6 separate regions of the Homo sapiens genome follow, and regions 1, 3, 4, 5 and 6 are each linked to region 2. The links are chromatin contacts, found by Hi-C or POLR2A ChIA-PET in ENCODE. All regions are on one chromosome and are shown on one strand. Each heading gives the region's core, a stretch centred on a gene start or an enhancer-like site at or near the end of the contact. The rest is flanking DNA. Distances are from core to core; before and after follow the strand shown. Region 1 holds the start of BHLHE40 (basic helix-loop-helix family member e40). Region 2 holds the start of SETD5 (SET domain containing 5). Region 3 holds the start of TSEN2 (tRNA splicing endonuclease subunit 2). Region 4 has its middle 26 kb from the start of BHLHE40-AS1. Region 5 holds the start of ITPR1 (inositol 1,4,5-trisphosphate receptor type 1). Region 6 holds the start of EGOT (eosinophil granule ontogeny transcript).

Evidence for each region. Hi-C counts contacts between places; a loop is a spot of excess contacts on that map. ChIA-PET counts read pairs that join two places held with the same protein, here RNA polymerase II (POLR2A). Pooled maps may share reads with other maps.
Region 1: a loop to region 2 is called in a map of chondrocyte, with 11 times the contacts of the local background. The contact joins the promoter of BHLHE40 here to the promoter of SETD5 in region 2. A Hi-C loop is called at or near these places in 1 of 168 maps with a recorded cell type or tissue (chondrocyte), 6 of 37 single-sample maps with no recorded cell type and 12 of 50 pooled maps. POLR2A ChIA-PET finds 5 or more read pairs at or near these places in 1 of 52 experiments (T-cell).
Region 3: a map of CD8-positive, alpha-beta T cell shows a loop between it and region 2 (23-fold over the local background). The contact joins the promoter of TSEN2 here to the promoter of SETD5 in region 2. A Hi-C loop is called at or near these places in 3 of 168 maps with a recorded cell type or tissue (B cell, CD4-positive, alpha-beta memory T cell and CD8-positive, alpha-beta T cell) and 6 of 50 pooled maps.
Region 4: a pooled map shows a loop between it and region 2 (6-fold over the local background). The contact joins the enhancer-like site here to the promoter of SETD5 in region 2. A Hi-C loop is called at or near these places in 3 of 50 pooled maps. POLR2A ChIA-PET finds 5 or more read pairs at or near these places in 2 of 52 experiments (K562 and activated CD4-positive, alpha-beta T cell).
Region 5: a loop to region 2 is called in a map of B cell, with 18 times the contacts of the local background. The contact joins the promoter of ITPR1 here to the promoter of SETD5 in region 2. A Hi-C loop is called at or near these places in 2 of 168 maps with a recorded cell type or tissue (B cell and CD4-positive, alpha-beta T cell) and 10 of 50 pooled maps. POLR2A ChIA-PET finds 5 or more read pairs at or near these places in 1 of 52 experiments (activated T-cell).
Region 6: a map with no recorded cell type shows a loop between it and region 2 (5-fold over the local background). The contact joins the promoter of EGOT here to the promoter of SETD5 in region 2. A Hi-C loop is called at or near these places in 1 of 37 single-sample maps with no recorded cell type and 4 of 50 pooled maps. POLR2A ChIA-PET finds 5 or more read pairs at or near these places in 1 of 52 experiments (BJ).

The regions. Positions count from the first base shown.
Region 1 is chr3:4,977,804-4,981,214 of GRCh38, forward strand. It overlaps BHLHE40 (basic helix-loop-helix family member e40), which reads left to right and starts at 1,634. Exons shown (of 5, transcript NM_003670.3): 1 at 1,634-1,995; 2 at 2,159-2,228; 3 at 2,498-2,605. The coding sequence starts at 1,916. BHLHE40-AS1 (BHLHE40 antisense RNA 1) reads right to left here and starts at 2,158. Exons shown (of 3, transcript NR_125916.1): 1 at 1,992-2,158. RefSeq lists enhancers at 1-45, 166-215, 346-465, 1,766-1,915, 2,023-2,617 and silencers at 576-1,345, 1,556-1,615.
Region 2 is chr3:9,396,103-9,399,737 of GRCh38, forward strand. SETD5 (SET domain containing 5) reads left to right here and starts at 1,513. Exons shown (of 23, transcript NM_001080517.3): 1 at 1,513-1,875. It overlaps THUMPD3-AS1 (THUMPD3 antisense RNA 1), which reads right to left and starts at 521. Exons shown (of 4, transcript NR_132781.1): 1 at 458-521. RefSeq lists a silencer at 411-1,720 and an enhancer at 2,331-2,380.
Region 3 is chr3:12,482,908-12,486,587 of GRCh38, forward strand. TSEN2 (tRNA splicing endonuclease subunit 2) reads left to right here and starts at 1,573. Exons shown (of 12, transcript NM_025265.4): 1 at 1,573-1,973. RefSeq lists an enhancer at 1,497-1,916.
Region 4 is chr3:5,004,270-5,007,899 of GRCh38, forward strand. No RefSeq gene overlaps it. Among named protein-coding and RNA genes, the nearest start is that of BHLHE40-AS1, 26 kb to the left of the region's middle. RefSeq lists enhancers at 2,537-2,806, 3,327-3,456. Within about 2 kb of position 2,266, at least 5 of the 41 ENCODE cell types and tissues checked have a DNase peak (open chromatin) inside an H3K27ac peak, as active enhancers do.
Region 5 is chr3:4,492,094-4,495,506 of GRCh38, forward strand. ITPR1 (inositol 1,4,5-trisphosphate receptor type 1) reads left to right here and starts at 1,255. Exons shown (of 62, transcript NM_001378452.1): 1 at 1,255-1,512; 2 at 2,338-2,413. ITPR1-DT (ITPR1 divergent transcript) reads right to left here and starts at 1,070. Exons shown (of 2, transcript NR_108075.1): 1 at 691-1,070. RefSeq lists silencers at 1,324-1,593, 2,892-3,186.
Region 6 is chr3:4,749,732-4,753,137 of GRCh38, forward strand. EGOT (eosinophil granule ontogeny transcript) reads right to left here and starts at 1,859. Exons shown (of 2, transcript NR_004428.1): 1 at 1,215-1,859; 2 at 1-279. The region is part of intron 44 of ITPR1 (inositol 1,4,5-trisphosphate receptor type 1); the gene reads left to right.

The DNA.
Region 1 (3,411 bases), core at 384-2,883, 4.4 Mb before region 2:
GGGGCCGCTGGAGGAGGTCCTTCCGCCCCGGGCTTGGGGCTTTGGGTTAGCTTCTCCCCCGCTTCTCTACCTAGGCATCTCGGTTACAATGAAATTAAAAACAAAACACAAAGCAACACAAGTTCTCATTGTTTTTCCCCTCTGTCAGCCAGTGGCCTCGATACAATTTTCCCAGGGCTGCCTTTCCTTTATTGCTCAATTTAACCTCTTCCTAGAGGTTCTGCAAGTTCAAGGGCAGGATCCGTGTCGGATTCATCAACTAGTGCAGCGCCTAGTGCAGAGCAGGGGGCTCAAGAAATACGTGTCGACCGCATGATTGCTAAGATTTCCCTGTAACAGGCGGTTTTTTTTTCTTGTCTCTCTCATCCCTCCTGCCCTGGGTGCAGACCGCGAACAGCGCCGCCGAACTTCCCAACAGGCAGGGAGAGGGCCGATCCGGGCTGGCACGCCACGTCCCCGGGGTCTCAGTCCCTGGGTCAACGCAGAGAGGCTCGCGGTCCGCGGTGCTACGACCTGAGCCCGGCCACGTGAAGCGTCACGCCCTGCGCTGCTGCAGGGCAGGCGCCGCCGCCGCGGTTGTGTAACGCTGCAGCCGGAGGGGAGGCGACCGGGGCGCCTCTGCTCCGGAGGGGGCAGAGGAGGGAGGGAGCGCCGGGCACAGCGCCCGGTATCTTTCTGCGCTTGACTGGCCGGGAGGAAGGGGGTGACACTGGGGCACCCAGGGGGCTGCGCAACCGGGTGCCCGCCCGCCCGCAGGTTGTGCCCAGGAGCGGAGCTCCTGGGAGCGAGGGGCCCTCGGCTCACACCCTCCACGGTCAGGTGCGCGCGGCGTGCTCGGCGGCAGCCTCAGCTGCCCCTGCGCTTGGCCGTCGGCCCGCTTCCCATGGGGTGACATCCGCCCCGCCCCTCGGTCCCTCCCCAAGGCGGGCAATTCCTGGACGCGAGGGTGAGCAGTGGGGGCAGGGAAGCCAGGACGGAAAGAAACCCCAGCCTCTGGGGAAGGCTGGGGGGCCGGGCGACTCCCTCCGCAGCGCGCCGGTTCCTCCAAGCGGGCCGGGCGGGGGAGGAGGAAGAGGGCTGGGCTGGAGCTAGCAAGGGGATATTCCTCTCCCGGCTTGAGTCAGACGCGGGCGGATCCGTCCTCCCCCGTTCCCTCCCAGGAGACGGGAACTTACTTCATTTCCCTGGGGCAGGTTCGCCCACGTTACCAACTTCTCCCCCTCCCCCAGCACCCCCGTCCCTTCCAGCTTCCGCGCCCCCCACCCAACTGGGCAGGACCCAGGTCGTGCTGCCACCCCCTCTTCGGGGAAAGGCGGCCGCAGCCGCAGACACCTGGGGGCCGGGGCTGGGGGTGGGGGCTCCCTAGCAGCCGCCGGAGCGTTGTCCAACACGTGAGACTCATGTGATGAAGCCGGGGGAGGGCGGGCAGGTCGCTCCTTCCCTCCCCGGCAGTGGCCAGACGTGCCTGGAGTCACAGGGTAGAACACGTAGCTCCAACCCACCCACTCGCTCCCATTTAACCCAGCCCGCAGCCTCTCCATTACTCCTCGGCTTGCCCCCCCACCCCCCCACTCCGCCCTAACCGCCCCCCCCTCACCCGCTCCCTCCCGCCTCCCCGCCCGCCCCACTTCTCATTCACTTGGCTCGCACGGCGCAGACAGACCGCGCAGGGAGCACACACCGCCAGTCTGTGCGCTGAGTCGGAGCCAGAGGCCGCGGGGACACCGGGCCATGCACGCCCCCAACTGAAGCTGCATCTCAAAGCCGAAGATTCCAGCAGCCCAGGGGATTTCAAAGAGCTCAGACTCAGAGGAACATCTGCGGAGAGACCCCCGAAGCCCTCTCCAGGGCAGTCCTCATCCAGACGCTCCGCTAGTGCAGACAGGAGCGCGCAGTGGCCCCGGCTCGCCGCGCCATGGAGCGGATCCCCAGCGCGCAACCACCCCCCGCCTGCCTGCCCAAAGCACCGGGACTGGAGCACGGAGACCTACCAGGGTAAGTTGGCACTCCTTGGCCCTTCAAGCCTCAACTGCAGCCCCATGTTATGCGCCACTCTCAACTTGGAGCAGCTCCGGGCGCACCGGGAGGTTCTTGCCCGGCAGAACGCCTGCAGCCGTGCGCAAGCAGTCACGACCCTTCCTGGTCTCTCTTCCTGCAGGATGTACCCTGCCCACATGTACCAAGTGTACAAGTCAAGACGGGGAATAAAGCGGAGCGAGGACAGCAAGGTAAGCAAGTGCACCCCTAGGGACCCTGCGCTCAGCCCCTCGCGCGCGCTGAGTTTCCAAGAAAAGTTTTCTCGCTTTGAGGTTGGCGAGGGGATGCAGGGTGTGGGCTCGGTGCCTCTTCTGAGTGACTTGGAAAAGAAAGGGCAGACGATGGTTCTGGGTGCTACTCTGCTACTCTGCTCCTCTGCCGGACTGTTGCTGCGGGGCTGGGAGGATAGGCTTCTCATCTCCTTCCCCAAGCGCCCACCGCCTCCCCGTGCGTCTTGCAGGAGACCTACAAATTGCCGCACCGGCTCATCGAGAAAAAGAGACGTGACCGGATTAACGAGTGCATCGCCCAGCTGAAGGATCTCCTACCCGAACATCTCAAACTTACAGTAAGTGAGAAGCTGGCCCCTTTCCAACCCAGTCCTTTGCCCAGAGGGCGGGCGGGTCACTCGCCGCCTGCAGGTTCCGCGGGGAACTGCAGACCAGACTGGCGGATCAGAGCTGGCGGGTGGCTCTGCGGTGGGGTCCTCCTCCACAGTCCTGGCGTTTTCTGGCTGACTCATGCAAATGAGGCGAGAACCACTTGGACCTCTCCAAGTTGGCTCCAACACCAACTGGCCTTCCTTTTCAGGAGTTTAACTTCTGGTGATTTTCAGGATTCCCTAGTTTTTCTCACTTAAAGGAACACGCCAAGAAACACACACATTTTATTTACCCCTTCCCCTCTACCACTCCCCCCACCTTTTTTGTTGTTGTTGTCAAATAAGGGGACTTGCTTTGGTGTGTGATTTTTACGGCCTGTCCTTTCTTGACAGTAGCCCTCGGCTACTTCGCAGCCTTTGGTTGGGGAAATGGAAAAAAAAAAAATAGTATTTCGGGAGGAACAAAAAAGCCTGGATGAGCTGGAAGTTCTGAAAGGGTGTAAGGAAAGAAGTAGGGAAAGCCTCTTGGCTGCCAGACGTAATAGAGGTCCCTCTCTGAGTTGACACCACTGCAGGAAAATGTTATCTCTGGATTCCCCTGAGTTAAGGTCGGCAGAGGCTGCTGGAGAAATTTATCTGTCAAAGGATTTTCCTGAGGTAGTTGCAGCTTCCAAAATGCCTCCAAAGACAGGTGGCACCCGTTTTTTTAAATTATTTAATTATATATATATATTATATATATATACACACACACACACACACACACACACACA
Region 2 (3,635 bases), core at 263-2,762:
TTCCCTACCCCACCCTTATTACAATAACCTCGACACCAACTCTAGTCCGTGGGAAGATAAACTAATCGGAGTCGCCCCTCAAATCTTACAGCTGCTCACTCCCCTGCAGGGCAACGCCCAGGGACCAAGTTAGCCCCTTAAGCCTAGGCAAAAGAATCCCGCCCATAATCGAGAAGCGACTCGACATGGAGGCGATGACGAGATCACGCGAGGAGGAAAGGAGGGAGGGCTTCTTCCAGGCCCAGGGCGGTCCTTACAAGACGGGAGGCAGCAGAGAACTCCCATAAAGGTATTGCGGCACTCCCCTCCCCCTGCCCAGAAGGGTGCGGCCTTCTCTCCACCTCCTCCACCGCAGCTCCCTCAGGATTGCAGCTCGCGCCGGTTTTTGGAGAACAAGCGCCTCCCACCCACAAACCAGCCGGACCGACCCCCGCTCCTCCCCCACCCCCACGAGTGCCTGTAGCAGGTCGGGCTTGTCTCGCCCTTCAGGCGGTGGGAACCCGGGGCGGAGCCGCGGCCGCCGCCATCCAGAAGTCTCGGCCGGCAGCCCGCCCCCGCCTCCAGCGCGCGCTTCCTGCCACGTTGCGCAGGGGCGCGGGGCCAGACACTGCGGCGCTCGGCCTCGGGGAGGACCGTACCAACGCCCGCCTCCCCGCCACCCCCGCGCCCCGCGCAGTGGTTTCGCTCATGTGAGACTCGAGCCAGTAGCAAGGGCCCGGTCCCACAGCTTCGACAGCCAATCAGGTGTCGAAGACAAGCAGGCGGCGGGTAAACCGACTCCCCCGAAGGAAGGGGAGGGTGGGAGGACGCCCGCGCCAGAGCCGATTTCACTGACCCTCCCCTCCCGCCGCAGGAGGCCGGCCGCGCCCGCACACCCAGCATCTCTACACCCCACCTACCTACCCGCCCCACCCAGGGGGCAACGCGAGAGTCGCTAAGCGGCTGCGTACTCCCGACGGCGTAACTGACAGGAGCTTTACTCCAACCAGAATACGCCATTTGTGTTTTCACACACGGCGGGAGGAGAAACGGCCAATCGGCGACAAGAGGCTAGCCGGAAGCGCTCCTCCCTCTGCGAGAGCAATGGCTCCGTCCGGTTTCGAGCATTTTCCGCTCCCTTCTCCCTCCCCCTCCGGTTGCCGCAGGGCGGGCCTCCCTCCCGCCTGCATCCAGCCACCCCTTTCCCTCCCAACGTAACAAACATTATGTTCCCGACTTCCCACGGGAAAGGCAACCCCCGCAAGCCACCAGACGGCCCCCCTAGCCACCCATCCCCCCAGTGTACCGCACCTCCCCTCCCACCAGAGTTCCGCTCCCCTACCTAGCCGAGGCTCTCTGAGGAGCCGGAGCGCCGAAGCACAGCCTCTTCTCTAGGCGGCCCCGGCGGCTTCCGCTGATTGGCGGCGAGTGGGCCAATGGGTGCGGGGCGGTGGGCGGAGAGGCCAATGGCGCGGCGGGAGGGGGCGTGTCCCGGGTGCCCCTGGCGCCGGCGCTGGGAATCCCCGTGCGGTCAGTGGCGTTTCCGCTCGGGCAGCGGGCTGAGTGAGCTGCCGCCGCCGCCGCCGCCGCCGCCGCCGCCGCCGCTGCCGGGGGAGGGGCGGCCGCCGCCCGCCTGCGCTCAGAGACTCACGCAGCCCCAGTCCCGCCAGTCCGCCAACACAGTAGTGCCGGCCCCCCTCTTTCCCTGGCCCTGCCCCCCCTCCCCGCCTTTGGCTCGCTCCGCCTTTCTGCCCCCCACCCCCACCTCACGGGTACGGGCCATTCCCGGCCAGGAAACGCCGTGGCGCCGCGTTGGGCCTAACTCGAGTCCTGCCGCCTCCCGGGAGTGCCGTGCGCCGCAGCCCGGGCCCAGGCCCCGGCAGCGCCTGGGACAAGGTAAGGGTCCGACAGAAAAGAGACCGAACCTCACGATCGGGCCCCAGGGGAGGGAAGGGTCACCTCCTCCGTCTCCCCGCGCTCGCTCTCCTTGGGTCGTGGGCCTGGCCCTCCCCAAGCTCTTAGGAGGATGCTGCCACTTCTCACCCCCCTCGCCGCCTTGCACACACCGTTGCAACACCCCATTTTCCCAGGGAGAGAGATCCCCCTCTAATCTAGGCGACCCAACTCCCCCTTTCATGTTTTTCCTGGGTCAGGACGCTTCCCCTCCCCCAACGCCTCTTCACCCCCTTTCCTGGGAACTGCCTACTCCACGTTTACCTTTCCCTTGAGGAGAGGCCTCTTGCTGCCCTCCGCTCGAAATACACAGGCATACTTTTTTTCTCTCCCCGATCCCCCACTCCCTACCCCCGTTCTCGCGGCCTTGTGACAGACAACTCTGATCGCTCTGGGGGCCGCGATCTCCCCTCCGTAATCTTCCTGGACGCCTTCCCTCTCGTTTTCTGGCTTCCCACCTCAGATGGCTGCTTCCCAAAGGCATTACCTTCGCCACCCCCACCACACGTTCTCTGGCTCCCCGTGGCGTGTGCCACAGCGTGTCTGAGATAGCCTCGTTGAATGTGTAGGGTTCGAGCCTGGAGTTGAGCCAGATTGTGTCGTTTTACTTGCCTTGGGCGTGGAGAACGATCTTGTGAGAATATCTTCAAAGGCAGAAAAATATTCCCTTTATGAATTCTCTTTCCCTCTGCGTGTAAGTCGGGAATGTGAAGAGGAGTGTAGGAAAGAGCCCTGGTTCAAGTAGGTAAATCGCATGAGAGGGAAAGTTAAACTGTTGGGAAAGCCCCTTCTATGCTAATTGATTCTATAGAGTCCTTGCTTGTCTCACTTCTTGGGCGTCAGTGGTCTTTCTCTTGGATATGGATGCTGCAGTCAGCTCTGCTGGTCTGGGTCAGGGGTGCGTGTATGACCTGCATTTTCTGCTTTCTCATGTTACTTGTGCAATGTATTCACCGGTAACTCATTTCTTTCCCAGACCTCTGGGTTCCACTGGGCTTTGTCTATATTTAAGTTCATTTCTCCAGTTTCCTTCCTGCACATAGGTACTGAACGAATCCCCAAGTTCTGTGCTAATTACCTTCATCAGTTGACTAAACAAGTTTTTAGATGACATATTTGTGACCAAGGTCATATTTACATTTCTTTGTTGGACAGATGTTACATAGCTATACTTGTGATTGGGGAGGATCCAGCTGAGTGGAGTGTGCTGAGCTTTTTAGGAGAGTGTGTACTCCCTATTTGAAATTATTTTTTGGTTGTTAATTTTATATTATTAATGTTTTTAGGTCACAGAAAGTTCTAAGTGGTAATTTTAGATGTGTGGGATCTGAGCTAGGACTAAAGCAGAGAATACCCACGTAATCAGAGGTTTCTGGGCTCCATAGAGGACGTAGGGCTTTTTTTTTTCTATTGGATTTCTTCCAGTTTTCTCAGGATCATTAGTTCTCTTCTGTAGCCAAAAATTCTGGCCTGTTATGGGATTAGAGTCTTTAAGGTTTACTCAGACTGTCATTATGTGTAGAAAAATGAATTATGCCCTTTGGTAGGACATGACACAAGGCTCTGTTTCTAGCTGCAAATTTAAATTAGATTGTAGAGTGCTTGGGAAATTGGCTTTCAAAAGACCAAAGCTTAATCTTCACTCCTAAACTGCTGGCTTAATTAAAATGGATATTTAGAATTTGGTAAATGTTGATTTTTCT
Region 3 (3,680 bases), core at 323-2,822, 3.1 Mb after region 2:
ACTCTTGCCAATTTTCTCCCTTTCTTTTGCAACATTCTTACCACAAAGCTCTTTGATTTTGGTTTATCTAAAACCTGAACTCCCTAGCCTAGCAGTGAAGGTCCTTGCAGCAGAGGACCCACTGAATGCTGCGACATGATCTCACTCTACCAAGAGCAAGCCCACAGTGCAGTTCAAAAAGGGCCAGGCAGGATGCAGTGGCTCAAGCCTGTAATCCCAGCACTTTGGGAGGCCGAGGCGGGAGGATCGCTTGAGGTCAGGAGTTTGAGACCAGCCTGGCCAACGTGGTGAAACCCCGTTTCTACTAAAAATATAACAATCAGCCGGGCGTGGTGGCAGGCGCCTGTAATCCGAGCTACTCGGGAGGCTGAGGCAGGAGAATCACCTGAACCTGGGAGGCAGAGATTGCAGTGAGGTAAGTGAGCTGAGATGGTGCCACTGCATTCCAGCCTGGGCGACAGAGCCAGGCTCCGTCTCAAAAAATAAAAAGGGCCAGAAAAACAGGGACAACACATGCCATGCCAGACTACTGCAGAGCACAGAGGCAAGTCACCCAAGCAGGTCTGGGAAGGCAAGAAGTCTCCTGGAAGAGGTGATATTTGAGCTGAGACCTAAAGGCTGACCAGGAATTACTGCAGCTAACAGAGGGGAGGGAACATAGAGGCAACAGCATGCGTGAAGGAATGGAGGCAAGAACATTGGCAGAAGTCCAAAATTCAACATCCATCATCACATCTAGCACCATGAATCTCTCCAGCAGTATTTGCCACACTTCCTTGCCATCCTCCTTTGCCTCCTGCTTAGTCTGTGTGGTGGAACTCCTGTGATTCATATTTGGGAAAGTATATATTGGACTCCCCACAGGGCTCCTTTAAAATAACCAGGTCAGGAGAAACTTACACTTCCTATTGCACTCCAGTTTTGCTCATCTCCCGTAATTCTGATGGCCCATTTTTCAGTAAACTCAAGCTCAGAAAGGTTGTCAGTCATTCAAGCTCACGCAGCCAGTGAGGGGGGAAAATGGGGATGCAGAGCAGGTGGACCTGCCGCCTATTGTCCCTTAACTGCACAGGCAGTCTGGGCACACAGAGGCTTCTGGCCAGGTGTCTGCCAGAGAAAACGTCCTTGCAAGTTCCCCGCATGCTGCAGCGTACACAGGTGCGCTGCTGTGATCCTCTTTCTACATTGAGAAAGATGAGATCAGTTTCCTCAGGGCCATTTAATAAAGTCCTGTCGGTCGCCTCAAACATCCCATCCACCGAGGGCCGAAGATTCTAGGTCTCTCCCACCTCCCACGTGACTATGTGACATTTGACGGGTAACTGCATCTCATCTGTAAAATGCGTCTTGCAGGATCGTTCTGGCTTCCGTACAATCCTGCAGAGAGCAGCAAAGCGCGCACGCAGCCTCCGCCTCATACTCCGCAGTGGCAGAGCTGGCGCACAGAACACCCGCCAGCCGGCCGTGCGCAGGCGCACTCCGCCAAGTCCCGACGGGAGCTCTGCGGCTGCGCACTCGGCTGGCTTTGCGGCCGCACTGCTTGACGGCAGCGGTGTCCGCCCCACGGCCGGCGTTGCCGGGGTAACGGCGAGCGCGTGGGGCCAAGAAAGGTAAGGGCCCTGGGCGAGGAAAGCGCGGCCCTTTCCGAGTTTGGTGTTTTGCAGCGAAAGGAAATCTCGCTCTTCCGAAAGTCCTCCAGGGCGAGAGAGGAAAGGGCCTAGGTACTGTGCTGGGGTCGCACAGCCGGCCGAGACAGTGCCGGGACGGGGAGCCAGGCTTCCGAGTGCGCCCGGTCACTGACTCCTCCGCGCTTTCCTCGTGCGCCTGCAGCCCTTGGTTCTTGGAAACGCCGGCGCCTTGTTCAGGGCTGGTGGGGCTGGGGCGCAAGGTGCAGCTGACAATGCCCGAGAGGAGCCGCAGCCTCTGGTGGAGTTCGGTCGGGTGTGGGGGTAGTCAAGGAAAGAAGCAAAGGGGTAAGACAGGGAGTTAGGAATTGGCGGGGCCCCTAACGCTGTTGGGGTGCGCAGTTTATTTTATTTGCAGCTGTCGTCTGGTGAGCGCTTTCCACGTGGTAGGCCCCGAACGAAACGCCTTCTGCAAAATTATGCATTTAATCCTGACAACAACTTTCAAAGGCTGGTCATCTGTTTATATGGCTTATTCTCAGGTTCTAACTTGAAAGCTCCCCAGAGGCAGGATTGTTTACCTTGTGCCTTTCATCCTTGCCTCCCTAAGCCCAGGAGGTGCGCAGATGGAGCTTGAAGCGTGTTTTGGTTGGGAGAAGGTGAGATTTGCTGGGTAGGAGGTTTTTTAACCAGGTTTGTTTGGCACCTAGTCCAGGAAGGTTGGAAAATTAAATGGAGCCACCTCTCCCTTTTTTGTTTTTCTAATAGACATTTACCATCACCTAAGAGGTGTTAGCCTGTGTGCTCGAGGGAAGAATAAGAAACAGACTCTGCTTTTAATAGAAAGTAAGAATATGCAGCTCTGGAGTCAGGTTGCGCAGGTTGGGGAAATAAGAAGTAAAGATTTCTCAGGGGTGCGCCCGGCCCCTCCGAGTCACTTTCCACATCTGTACAATGGAAATAAAAATAGTCTTTACCTCCGGGGGCTACTGGGATTAAGTGAATTTGAATAGACCTTGCTGTTACCAGTGGTTAGCTATATGTTAAAATCAGCTGGGTCCACCCAGGAAATTCTGATGTAATTGATTGCAGGTGAGGCCTGGGCATGAGGAGTTAAGGGTAGGTAAGCTTGAGGGCCACTGTGTGATGTACCACTCCCAGGTTTAATTTTCTTAATCTGCATTTTTCAATCATCATTCTAAATAACCTGCAGTGACTCCAATTCCAAACCAACCTTTGCATCCCAAACCTCTTGACAACTGACCCAGTCTTTCCTATATGTTTTTGTGCACCTCAGGCACCGCTCTTCTTTCATATCTGTGGAATGAGGATAGTACAGTCAGCTCTCGCTATCAGGTTCCGAATCTGTGGATTCAACCAATGTTGCATCAAAAATATTTGGAAAAAGAAATTTAAAAATATATATATATAACAATTATTTAGTATTTACATTGTATTAGGTATTCTAAGTAATCTAGAGAAGACTTAAAGTAGATGGGAGGATGGGCATAAGTTACATGCAAATACTACATTTTATTTAAGGGACTTGAGCTGCGGATTTTGGTAGGGGGTGAGTCCTGGAACCAGTCCTTCTGTGGATACCAAGGGATGACTATAGTACCCACATGTGCAGCACATGCAGTGAGTGCCTCTGGCATCTGGTACCTACCTATGACAGTTTCCTCTTCTTATTTTACTCACATCCCACCTCTTACAGCATGCTGTTCTGCCGCGACACTAAAGAACCTTCTTGAATATCCATTGCAGATATGGGGAATGGTAAATGCAGTCTTTTCTCCTCTGCTTTGCCTTTCGAGTTCAGCACAGGAGGACTCTTCCATGAAACTAGAGATCATCTGATTTGTCCTCTTGAATTTTTCCCCCTGGGGAAGTGAGCTCTACCTTCCCTGAGGGTTTCTTTCTATCTTTTCTAGAAGCTTCACGCTGGTATCTGTGAAGTCATTCTTGCAGGACATGGCCTGGGGAATGTCTTTACTTCTGAATTTTTTAAAATAGCTTTATTGAGATACCATATAATTCTGTAAAAGTCACCCT
Region 4 (3,630 bases), core at 1,016-3,515, 4.4 Mb before region 2:
TTAAAGTGTGTAGGGCAAGTGGCACATACCTGGCCCAGAGTAGACTCTCAATGCTAACTGATATTATTCTTATCATATTTAATGTTCACTGACAGCCCTGTGAGAGCACATAGGTATTATCCCACCTCACAGGTGAAGGACTAAATGACTTGCTCAGGCTGGGCACAGTGACTCACGCCTGTAATCTCAGCACTTTGGGAGGCCGAGGTGGGAGGATTGCTTGACCCCAGGAGTTCGAGAGCAGCCTGGGCAACATAGCAAGACCCCATCTCTACCAAACCAAACCAAACAAAATAAAACCCAGTTTGCTCACTGCCCTACTGTTTATGGGAGGTACAGGCAGGATTTGAACCCAGGTCAGCTGACGTGTGAGAGAAGGGTGGGTGGAGGAAGGGAGAAGGCCCAGAAGCCTCGCAGGTAGCTGGTAGGGAGGTGTTTGGGGTTTGGACAGCTGCTCCCTCCTTTAGGGCTGACTGTCCCATCAGGAGGGGGTTGTTTCTGTTGCTCAGTGGGGAATCTGCAGGCCTCGACAGGCTCTGAGCTGGGAAACAGGAGTGGCCCTGCCTGTCCTATGACACACTGTGAGTGGAGGGGGCTGTGGCCGGCAGGGACGTAGGGGAGTCACACCTGCTGAAGCCCAGCTCAGAGTCAGGACTGGGACCAAAGGGGCAGAGCCCAGGCTGGCCATGGAGGTCCGAAGTGAGGGATTAAACTCCAGCGTGGCAGCCTCTGCCACTGACAGCCCCAGCTCTTCCCGTGGCCCCAAAGGCTGGTGTGTCCCTGTCCCACCGGTTGCCTCATCTCCCTCCCTCCCATGCTCCTGCCTGCTCACCTCACTCCCACTGGCCTCCCTGAACCTCCTGAAAACCAACCAAGTTCTCTCCCCACACAAGGCCTTTGCTGTTGGTGTTGCCCCTGCTGTAAACGACCTTTCCCCAGCTCCTTCACACTCATCAAATCCTAGCTTCAGTGTCACCTCCCTTAAAAAGCCTTCCCTTGGCTGGGCATGGTGGCTCATGACTATAATCTCAGCACTTTGGGAAGCCGAGGTAGGAGGATCACTTGAGCCCAGGAGTTTGAGACCAGCCTGGGAAACACAGAGAGATCCCATCTCTACAAAAAATAAAGATTTTTAAAAAGGCTTCCCTTCTCTTCCTTTCTAAAGCACTGTCATGTTCTCACTTCTTCCACATCTCCCTGCAATGCCTGTTTTCTATTCCAATCTGCAATTCCCTTCCTTATTGACTTGCTGTGTGTTCATCACCTGACTCCCTTCAGTAGAACACACACAGATGAACCCTGACGGCGGGGGCCACGTGCAGGGCTCCATTTCTGTCATCTACAGCAGTGGCTGCCACACAGCAAGGACTCCATGAATACTTATTGAATCAGTGAGCGAATGAATAGCCAGCTGTACCATGTTGGAAAAATGACTTGTGGTCTTTGAATCTGTTTCCCCATCTCTAAAATGGGATTGGGATTCATGCCTCTTCTTTTTTTTTTTTTTTTTTTTTGAGACAGAGTCTCACTCTGTCGCCCAGGCTGGCGTGCAATGGCATCATCTCGGCTCACTGCAACCTCCACTTCCCGGGCTCAAGAGATTCTTCTGCCTCAGCCTCCCAGGTAGCTGGGATTACAGGCACCCACCACCATGCCCAGTTAATTTTTGTATTTTTAGTGGAGACGGGGTTTCACCATGTTGGCCAGGTTGGTCTCGAATGCCTGACCTCAAGTGATCTGCCTGCCTCAGCCTCCCAAAGGGCTGGGATTACAGGCATGCCTGGCCCCATGCCACTTCCTAAGGTGGATTACAATCATACAATCACGTTACCATATATTGAGGACTTACTGTGTTCCAGGCACTGTACTAGGTACATAAAACCTGGCATCTAGAAAGTGATCAGTTAATTTCAATATTCCCTATGTTACTACGATTGCTACTGCTAAACTCTATAGGTTGGAGACCCTGATTGAGGAGCTGAACCCTTGATCCTAAAATGCTCCCCTGCTCCCCGCACACCCAGAGGCTACCCCAAGGAAGAGAGACAATCCCAGAGGCTTGAAGCAAAGGGAACACGCTGGGAAAGAAAACTACTCTGAGGCAGGGTGCAGTGGCTCATGCCTGTAATCCCAGCAACTTGGGAGGCTGAGGTGGGCAGATTACTTGAGGCCAGGAGTTCGAGACCAGCCTTGGCGACATGGTGAAACCCCGACTCCACAAAAAATACAAAAATTAGCCGGGTGCAGTGGTGTGCACCTGTAGTTCCAGCTACTCAGGAGGCTGAGGCAGGAGAATCGCTTGACCCCGGATAGCAGAGATTGCAGTGAACCAAGATCATGTCACTGCACTCCAGCCTGGGTGACAGAGTGAGACCCTGTCTCAAAAAAAAAAAAAAGGAAAAGAAAAGAAAACAAAAGAAAAGAAAACTACTCTGATATTCTCAAAGGGGTTCCTTCTTTTTGGATTTCTCTATCTCTCTTGAGGATCCCATCCCACCCCACCGCCATTCAACCCCGCCTTTCCCAACCACATACCAAGAATAAACCTCACACCCTGTGTGCCTCTAGTGTCATAGTTTCCTGCCTCTATGGTCACGGGCTGCTTGGGCTCGGAGGGATTTTCCAGCTTAGGGCAGTGCTGGTGGGACCCGAGGCAATGTGACATAGGAGGAGCTGTGAAGAAGACCTAGAAAGAGGAAAGCCCCGAGCAGATGCTGACAGAGAACTGGAGTGGGGCCTCACAGAGGTACCTGGAGTGCAGGCTCCCGGGAAGGGGAACCAAGCCTTGCCTCTGATTTCAGCAAGTGCTCACAGAGCAGGCCATCTGGCGGCTCGCTGCCAGCCAAATGCTACTGACCAAGGACTTCCAAACTGACCAGGCCCAGAACAAGAAATTCTGTTTAGCATCTGGAGATCTATGGCCAGGCTGGATCCAAATGGATTCCAGTTTAGAGGGCTGTCCACTCCTTGGCAAAGTCCTGTTTTCTTAACCCTCTCTTCCCTTTTGAACCAGTGATCTAAGGGACTCCTCCTCAAGTCTTCTCTAATCCCTCGTAGCCCCACTAACAGCCATCACAGTCAGACACCCTCCTCAGAGAGCCATTTCTCCTCCTTGGTCTTTCTCTTCTAATTTCCACTCCTGATATCTAGCTAGCTACTTCTTCTAAACATGTCAAGGGACCTAGTTTCCAGTTCTGCTCTGGCTCTTACTCAGTGGCTTCTAGTAATTTCCAGCCCTTCTCTGTGCCTCAGTTGCCCCATTTGTAAAATGGGGCCCCAAAAGGTTCCTTTCGGCTCTGACATTCTAGGATCCAAAGTACAGAGATTAAGCCACAAGAATCCCTACCAGAAGGTAGGGGATCCAGCCTGGACCACAACCCCAGGGCTTGACAGTTTCCTGCCCAGCACTGCCTGCCCGCCTTCCTAGCTGTGTGGCCATAGCCAAGTTTCTGTTGAATGGACAGAGGGTAAGATGTTAGGATTAAAAAGTCAAAGTGGGCCAGACGTGGTAGCTCACGCCTGTAATCCCAGCATTTTGTGAAGCCAAGGTGGGTGGATTGCTTGAGGCCAGGAGTTCAAGACCAGCCTGGGCAACATGGCAAAACACCATCTCTACTAAAAATATAAAAG
Region 5 (3,413 bases), core at 5-2,504, 4.9 Mb before region 2:
ACCTACAGTTGGTAAAACTCAATAGCATGACGCATGAAAACTGCATGTGGTCTGGGCTCAATAAAATCAGCCTCCCCATTGATTATTATCATTATTATTACTATTGTTATAACAGATCTTTAGGCGGCGTCAGGAAGTGCCTGTCTGGGATGCTATAATGCGTTTGGCTCACCACTATGCCCCAGCGCCTGGCACCTAGTAAACACTCAGGAAACGTTTGAGGAATGAATATACGTCATTTGAGGCAAGACAGGGCAGTCGGCTGACTGCCTCCGGGCTTAGCTCTTCCCCTCCTTGCAAAAGCCGGAGCCCTAAGCAGCGTGTAGCCCGGGAGCCCAGGCATTACTTGGCAGCGGGTGAAACCCACCTTGCCCCATTCGGAGCTCTTGGAGAGCGCCCCGCCTGGATGCGCATCTCTGTGTGAGCGGCTCTTTCCTAAGCCCTTATTTTTCTGGTTTGCGGTTTATTTACTTAAGCATTTACAGCTCCCAGGAGCAGAGGGGCTGCTAGAGGTACGGTCAGGACTGAGGTCGCGGTTTGTATTTATTTTCTGCCTCCCAATCTCAGAGCCGGCAAGTCACAACACGGCTCCTTTATTTGTGCACCGGAGAGGTCTGCCTTTCTTTACCTCCTCACGGGCGATAAAAGACAAGCAACTCGGGCTCAGAAAAGTGCTCTCACGCGACTTGCCTGTGTCTCCGCTTGCGTGGACCGTCGCTCCCAGGCTTGGTTTCTCGTGCAAACCCGAGCAGGGCGGAGCAGATTAAATAAAGACACCTCGCGCCTTTAATCCTTGACCGCAAACACTGGCGTTTTTGTGCCCCGGATTTCTGAAATTCTTGGCTCGGGGAACCAAGGCAGGGGGAGGGTGGGCTTGTAAAAACTTCCCAAAGCAGAAATCCGAGCTCCTAGCCCCTCCCCGGCCCCAGTGACACCTGGATTCCAGGGAAGGGGGGCAGCCGGAGGAGAGGCGTCCCCAAGGGTTGCGGGCGCTTCCCAGGGGTGACTTTGAACGGCTGGCTCCAAGCCCTACCGACCCCAGCCAAGGAACAGGCTCAGCAGCCTGAAAGCCTCGCAGGACGCCCCTCCCCTGTCCCCGCACGCGTCTATTTAGGGCCCAGCCCGGGCGCCCAGGGGATTCTGGGACTTGTAGTCCCTCCCCGCAGCCTCAGGCGCCGCCACGACCCGCTACTTGGACTACATTGCCCAGGGAGCTTCCCGGCCTATATAAGCCACCCGGAGCCGCTTTAAAGTGCAGTAACCATGTGGATGTGCTGCTGAAGCGTTTCCTCAAGCTCGCTGGGGTGGGAGGAGAGGAGGAGGAGGAGGTGGTGGTGGAGGAGGAGGCAGGGGGTGGAGAGAGAGAAAGCGCACGCCGAGAGGAGGTGTGGGTGTTCCGCTTCCATCCTAACGGAACGAGCTCCCTCTTCGCGGACATGGGATTACCCAGCGGCTGCTAACCCCTCTCCTCGCCCTGCTCCCCCAAACCGGCGTGGCTCCCCGGGCACCAAGGTAGCGGCTGGGGCCGGGCAGAGGGCGCGGGGAGTTGGCACTGGCTCCCCGGGCGCAGAAGTTTTTGCCCCGCTCTCGGGGAGATCTTGATGGATGTGCATGCACTTGGCATGCATTTGGGGGTTCCTTTACTGCGGGCAGTTGTTTTGGGGGGAGCTCATTTGAAGCTTAAAAAACAAATATCCTCTACTCTAGTGCGTGGCTTTGGGGGCTCCCCATTCTGGTCTGATGTGGCATTCCCCCAAGTTGGAAACTGTTGCTGCAGCTGCAGGAAATAGTTCTTTTTTTTTTTTTTTTTTTGAAGAGAGGTTGTGGGGGTGTCATATGTGAGTCTGCTCAAGGAAATAATCTTTCTAAAAATGTATCCCTCTCTTGCGCTCCGTGGTTGGGAGAATAATGCATGTGTAGGGGCCCCCCGTGGGGAGGGTTTTTAAAAACGGAAGAAAACCGGAGAAGCGGTGAGGGATGAAGTGTGGACGAAGCTCATGTCCAATGAGGATGCGGGCTTCGGATACTTGGCCTTCTCGCCGGGAAACAAGTGCTTTGGGATCTGCCAAACACTTCCCTTAGTTCCAGCCTCCCGCACGTTCGAAGTTTGTGCGTGCCTAGTCTCAATTGTCAGTTACATCCTGGAAATAAGTAAGCGTAGTTACCTGGAATCTTCGCCCAAGCGATCCCACCAACCTGCCTACCAAGTTTGGGGGCGGGGGGGCTGTCCCCAGTGAAGGAGGCTAAAGAAGGTGGAAACTTGTAATTTGGAGCATTTCTGTTAGAGCTCATCTTCCGCGGTCTGGTACTCAGTCTTCTTTCTTTCTAAATATTTAGGAGCTGACTACAGAGGAGCAGGATTTGCACCCCTCGCTGGGCTTGCTTTGGCAACAGAGTGCCTGACCCAGGTCAGGTGAGTGTGGAAGCCTGAGTGCTGTAGTCAATAATGAGTTTTTGTCCTAAGCCTATTTTAAGTTCTATCTAAACCGCCAAGGAGGTGGGGAGTAAGAAAGAAAAAGAAACTCCGTGGCTCAGTCTTCAAAATTTGCCTCTGCCTTTGGTGAGGGCTTTTGGGAGCAGAGGTCCAGTGGACAGTCCGTTTCTTGGAAGTAGCTGAGAATTGAAGGAGCCTGAAAGTTTATGAGAGAGGAGGGGAAAAGGCCATTAAATGGAGCAATAAAACGGCGGCCCATTGCCGGTCTGAAAAGCATGCTGATGATTTAAATTCTGAAGGATACAGTGCATTTCATATGCCAAAATGTGTAAGCAGTATTAACTGCCTCTCTCCTTCAAGAAATAGTCACTCTTTTCTAATTTTGAACGTGTGCTTAATCAGAGTAGGTTGGATTGCAAGAAATGAAAGTGGTTGCTGCAAGTTGAAAGAATTAGAACTTTAAAAAGGGAAGTGAGTTATTGAAGCTTAAGGTGGTAGCATCCAGCCCTTGACTCAAGCCACCTGAGTGTCAAGGAATCTGGCAGGTCCCTGTTGTTTTGGGGCCCGTGGTGGAATATGAGCTGAGAGCAGCATTTATCTGTAAACACAACAGTTCCTATTTTTTCCCCAAAATGGTCAGACTGCATTTGAAGAGTGGGAGGTTTCAACGGGTGCACGTACATCACTATTGCTGCAGATTTGGCTATCAGGAGTTTTTTCTCCTGAAATGTTCAGGAACATGGTAAATAACAGGGTAACAGAGGTAGGTGGGGGTGGGTGGCTGGGTCTTAATAACTTTTTTAACATTCTAAATATTTAGCTGTTCCCTGGGCTACAATCTTTGGGCTTTTCTAATGAGAAAATAAAAGTCAGACACTTCATTATAGTGGTATAGTGCTTTTGTTTCCTGTTGATAAGATCCTCAGGAGTACTGGCGGAGTGAGAAGCATTTGGATGTGAGAACTCTAGTTTCTTCTTG
Region 6 (3,406 bases), core at 609-3,108, 4.6 Mb before region 2:
TAACTGTTTTTAAAAGAGTTTTGTAGCATCAACAGGTTAGACAGGAAGTCAAAATCATGGAGCTCAGCAGCATCCCCTATAAGCACGTGCTCCTTTTTAACCACCCCTAACAAAGACACTGAAGCACCCTGTTCATAAGCCCTGATGGGCACTGGAGGGTCTGGCCAGGTTGGGCTGGATTTCAGGGGACCTGATTTGTGTTTCCCTGTGCAGTGCTCGTTTCCATCACCATCTTTAAGGAGGAGGCCTTTTCCATCCACTGGACTCTTACCATCGTGCCTGTTAAGGAACAAAAAGACAACTGCTTAGGCCTGGAGGGTATGTGGAAACCACCAGTTACCTTTGAATATACCTGTGGTGCTCGAACCTCCTTTAGAAAACCCAAGATGCCATTTTAATGATGCTTTGCTCTTGGGTATCAAATTTACTCCTTAATTTACCTCAGGAGATGTTCTAAGAGGAAGCCACAAGATTCCATACCTGCTGTTGTTGTTTTAGAGCTGGTGGATTTTTTTTTTTTTAATCCGCGGAGGAGGACTTGACCCTGTGGGTTCCTAACTTGGATGGCCATGCAGAGCACCCTTAACTTGGAAATCTATATCCTGCTGTTTAAACTTCAAGATGATTCCTATCTGGATTAAAGTCCTCAACCAGCAGGCCGAGGCAAACTCTAAAGAAAAACAAGGTCATGCTGCATTTTTTTTTGGTAAGCACAGGAATCAACAAAGAGATGTTATATAACTTCTATTTATATCCTCCTTGCTCACTATCTGCAGGCAGACAAGAGTCGCTGAGAAGGGATTTAATGAGCTCTCTGGGTTTGCTCACCTTCCTGAGCTGGTAGGAACCAGCTTGTTCTCAAATGCGTCAGTAAAGAATCTGGCTGTGGGTGGGCGGCCAGGGTAGGTGGACTGCGTTGTTGCTATGGTGTTTTTTAATTCCCCTGTCTCTCAAAGATCTCACTCCCCCCTTCCCTGACTCCTTCCTTTTGCCCCCTTCCTTTCTTTCTTTCTTTTTTTTTTTAAATCTGTAAGCTTCCTTGTTTCTCACACCTACTCATGATTCTTGGAGCTGTCTCCGGAAACAGAATATTTTCCCTCTCCTTCCTAAGTGCTCAGCTCCCCCATTGTGTAGCCCCGGGACATCAGAAGTTGTTTTCTAAGGTGTGTTTTTTCCACCCTCCCTTATTTCTTTTCCCATGATTTTTTTATTACCAATCCCTCCATGAGAGAGACCTATCCTAGGAGTCTTCCATCTTGCCTGATAGAAGTTTTCTCTGGCATATTCCAAATTCAGATTGCTCCAAAACCAGGTGAAGTCTGTTGCTAGTTGGACAGTCGGTATGGCCTGGAGGAGAAGGGCTGTTTGTATTTCCATGCATCCTCCTTTGTCCTCTTGCCCTGGGTGAAGCAATGACGTCTCTGTCTCCTCTAGTGCGTTATAAAATAGAACCGCAAGAAAACAAGAGAATGGGTTTACCCCACAATCATAATTCCTGGAGCTTGGGTAACTCCTGTTACCTGAAGGTTGCAGGTTGAAATGACTCAGCTTGCATTTAATTAAAAAAAAAAATGCTGCCCCATCAGATTCTCAGCAGGGACGACGAATGCACCTTGCTGAGAACCCTATGGCTGCCCAGGGAGTGGCCCCCTGCACCCTGGCCGGCCTGGTGGTGGCCACAGAGGCTTCTGAGATGGCTCTGTGTTGTCCATCACATTCCCACCAGAGCAGAGACACTTAGAAGATGTGAGTAGGGAGGTTAGGATGAAAAGTTCTTAGAAAAGAATATGTAGTTCCATGAGGACAGGCTGAAAAAATTTTTAAAAAGCCAAACCCACCTCTGCCTTGCCCAGAAGTTGTGCAATCCTTAATAGCAGTAGCCTGTTTGAATAATCAGAGGCAAGCTGACTTCCCTTTATTAACTTCTGTTAGAGACATCTGCATAAAATATCCCCGGATTCCAGACCAAGTAGGTAATTTTTTTTTCCCCTCTGAGTAACGGGAGGGACTTTCCCTTTGGAAATCTTCCAGCAGAGTTAACTTCATGGTTGAGACTGTTTTCTCATTATAAGGTGCCAACAGCTAGATTCCTGATGCAGGGACAGTGAAGGCGCCTCATGTACACACTTGGATCCCCTGCTTCCCTGAGAACTGACTTGATGTTCACAGTTGCCTCTGGTTCTTCTGCCTTGACCCTCCTTTTCACGGAGAAATCTATGCCCGCTCACATTTCCTGAGGTCCTCTGAGTTCCTCTTTGAAACTGTCAGAGGCTCTCTCAAAGTTTCTACCAATTTCCTATTCCTGGGTTTTAGACTTTTGATCAAGATGGCTCTGACACTGAAGGGGATAGTCCTGTAAACCCTCTGAAGTCTTCAAGCCTCGTTTTTCCCCTGGAATTCAGGACTTTAAAAATATATATATTTTATTGCTCTTCGAGGAGGATGTGTTGCAGTTGCCCTCACCATATGGTATTTGAGAAATATGTTTTTATTAGCCTCCTTGCAACACAAACCCACAAACTGTTGAGCCCAGAGCTTGTAGCTATCAAGTCTGGGGAGGGAGCCAGGTTTGGAGACGGAAGGTGCACAAATGATCATCCCTCCCGGGCTGTAGTTAATCATGCAAGCTGCTGTGTCACTGGGGCCGGGGTAGTTAACAGTTAACTCGATGGATTAAGGATCCTCAGCCAGGCTGAGCCCATCACAGAGTTACGTGCAAAAACCGGATAAGCCCGTAGAGGTGACAACACCACATCAGCTGCCTTTGGCTGGTCTGCGGTGTGCTGCATATTCCCACTTAGCAGGACTTTGAGCTTTCACATGCAGGCTTCTTCTGGCCATAAAGTTATACTTCAGCTGCCATGGATGCAAAGCTTGGCTTGAGTGTTTCGGAATTGCACCTCCTTCAGGATTATTGTTCATTCATTAATATAGTAAATTTTTTAAAAAGAGAGAAGAGGCCTTACTGTGTTGACCAAGCTGGCCTTGAACTCCTGGGCTGAAGAGATCTTTCTGTCTCAGCCTCCGGAGTAGCTAGAACTACTGGCTTGTGTCACCACAGCCGGCTTAATATAGCAGATGTTTACTTACTGAGCACTCCCTGGGTGTCAGGTGCTATACACATTGGCGTCAATACAGTCAGGGATGAGACCAACATAGCCCCTGCCCTCCAGGAGCTTACAGTCTTGTGGGAGACAGAGCTAGGAAATCAGCTCATCATCAGCTAAATCAGAGCTTCAGAGAAGTGTGATGGGGAAGCAAACAGGCGCCACGAAGCGTGGCCAGGGAGGGCTTCTCTGGGGAGATACCGTTCAAGCTGAGACCCAACAGATGCGAAGAGAAGGAGCTGTGTGAAGAGTAGCAGAGGGCAAGAGTATTTCAGAAGAGGGTTGGCTTGTGCTTGGGA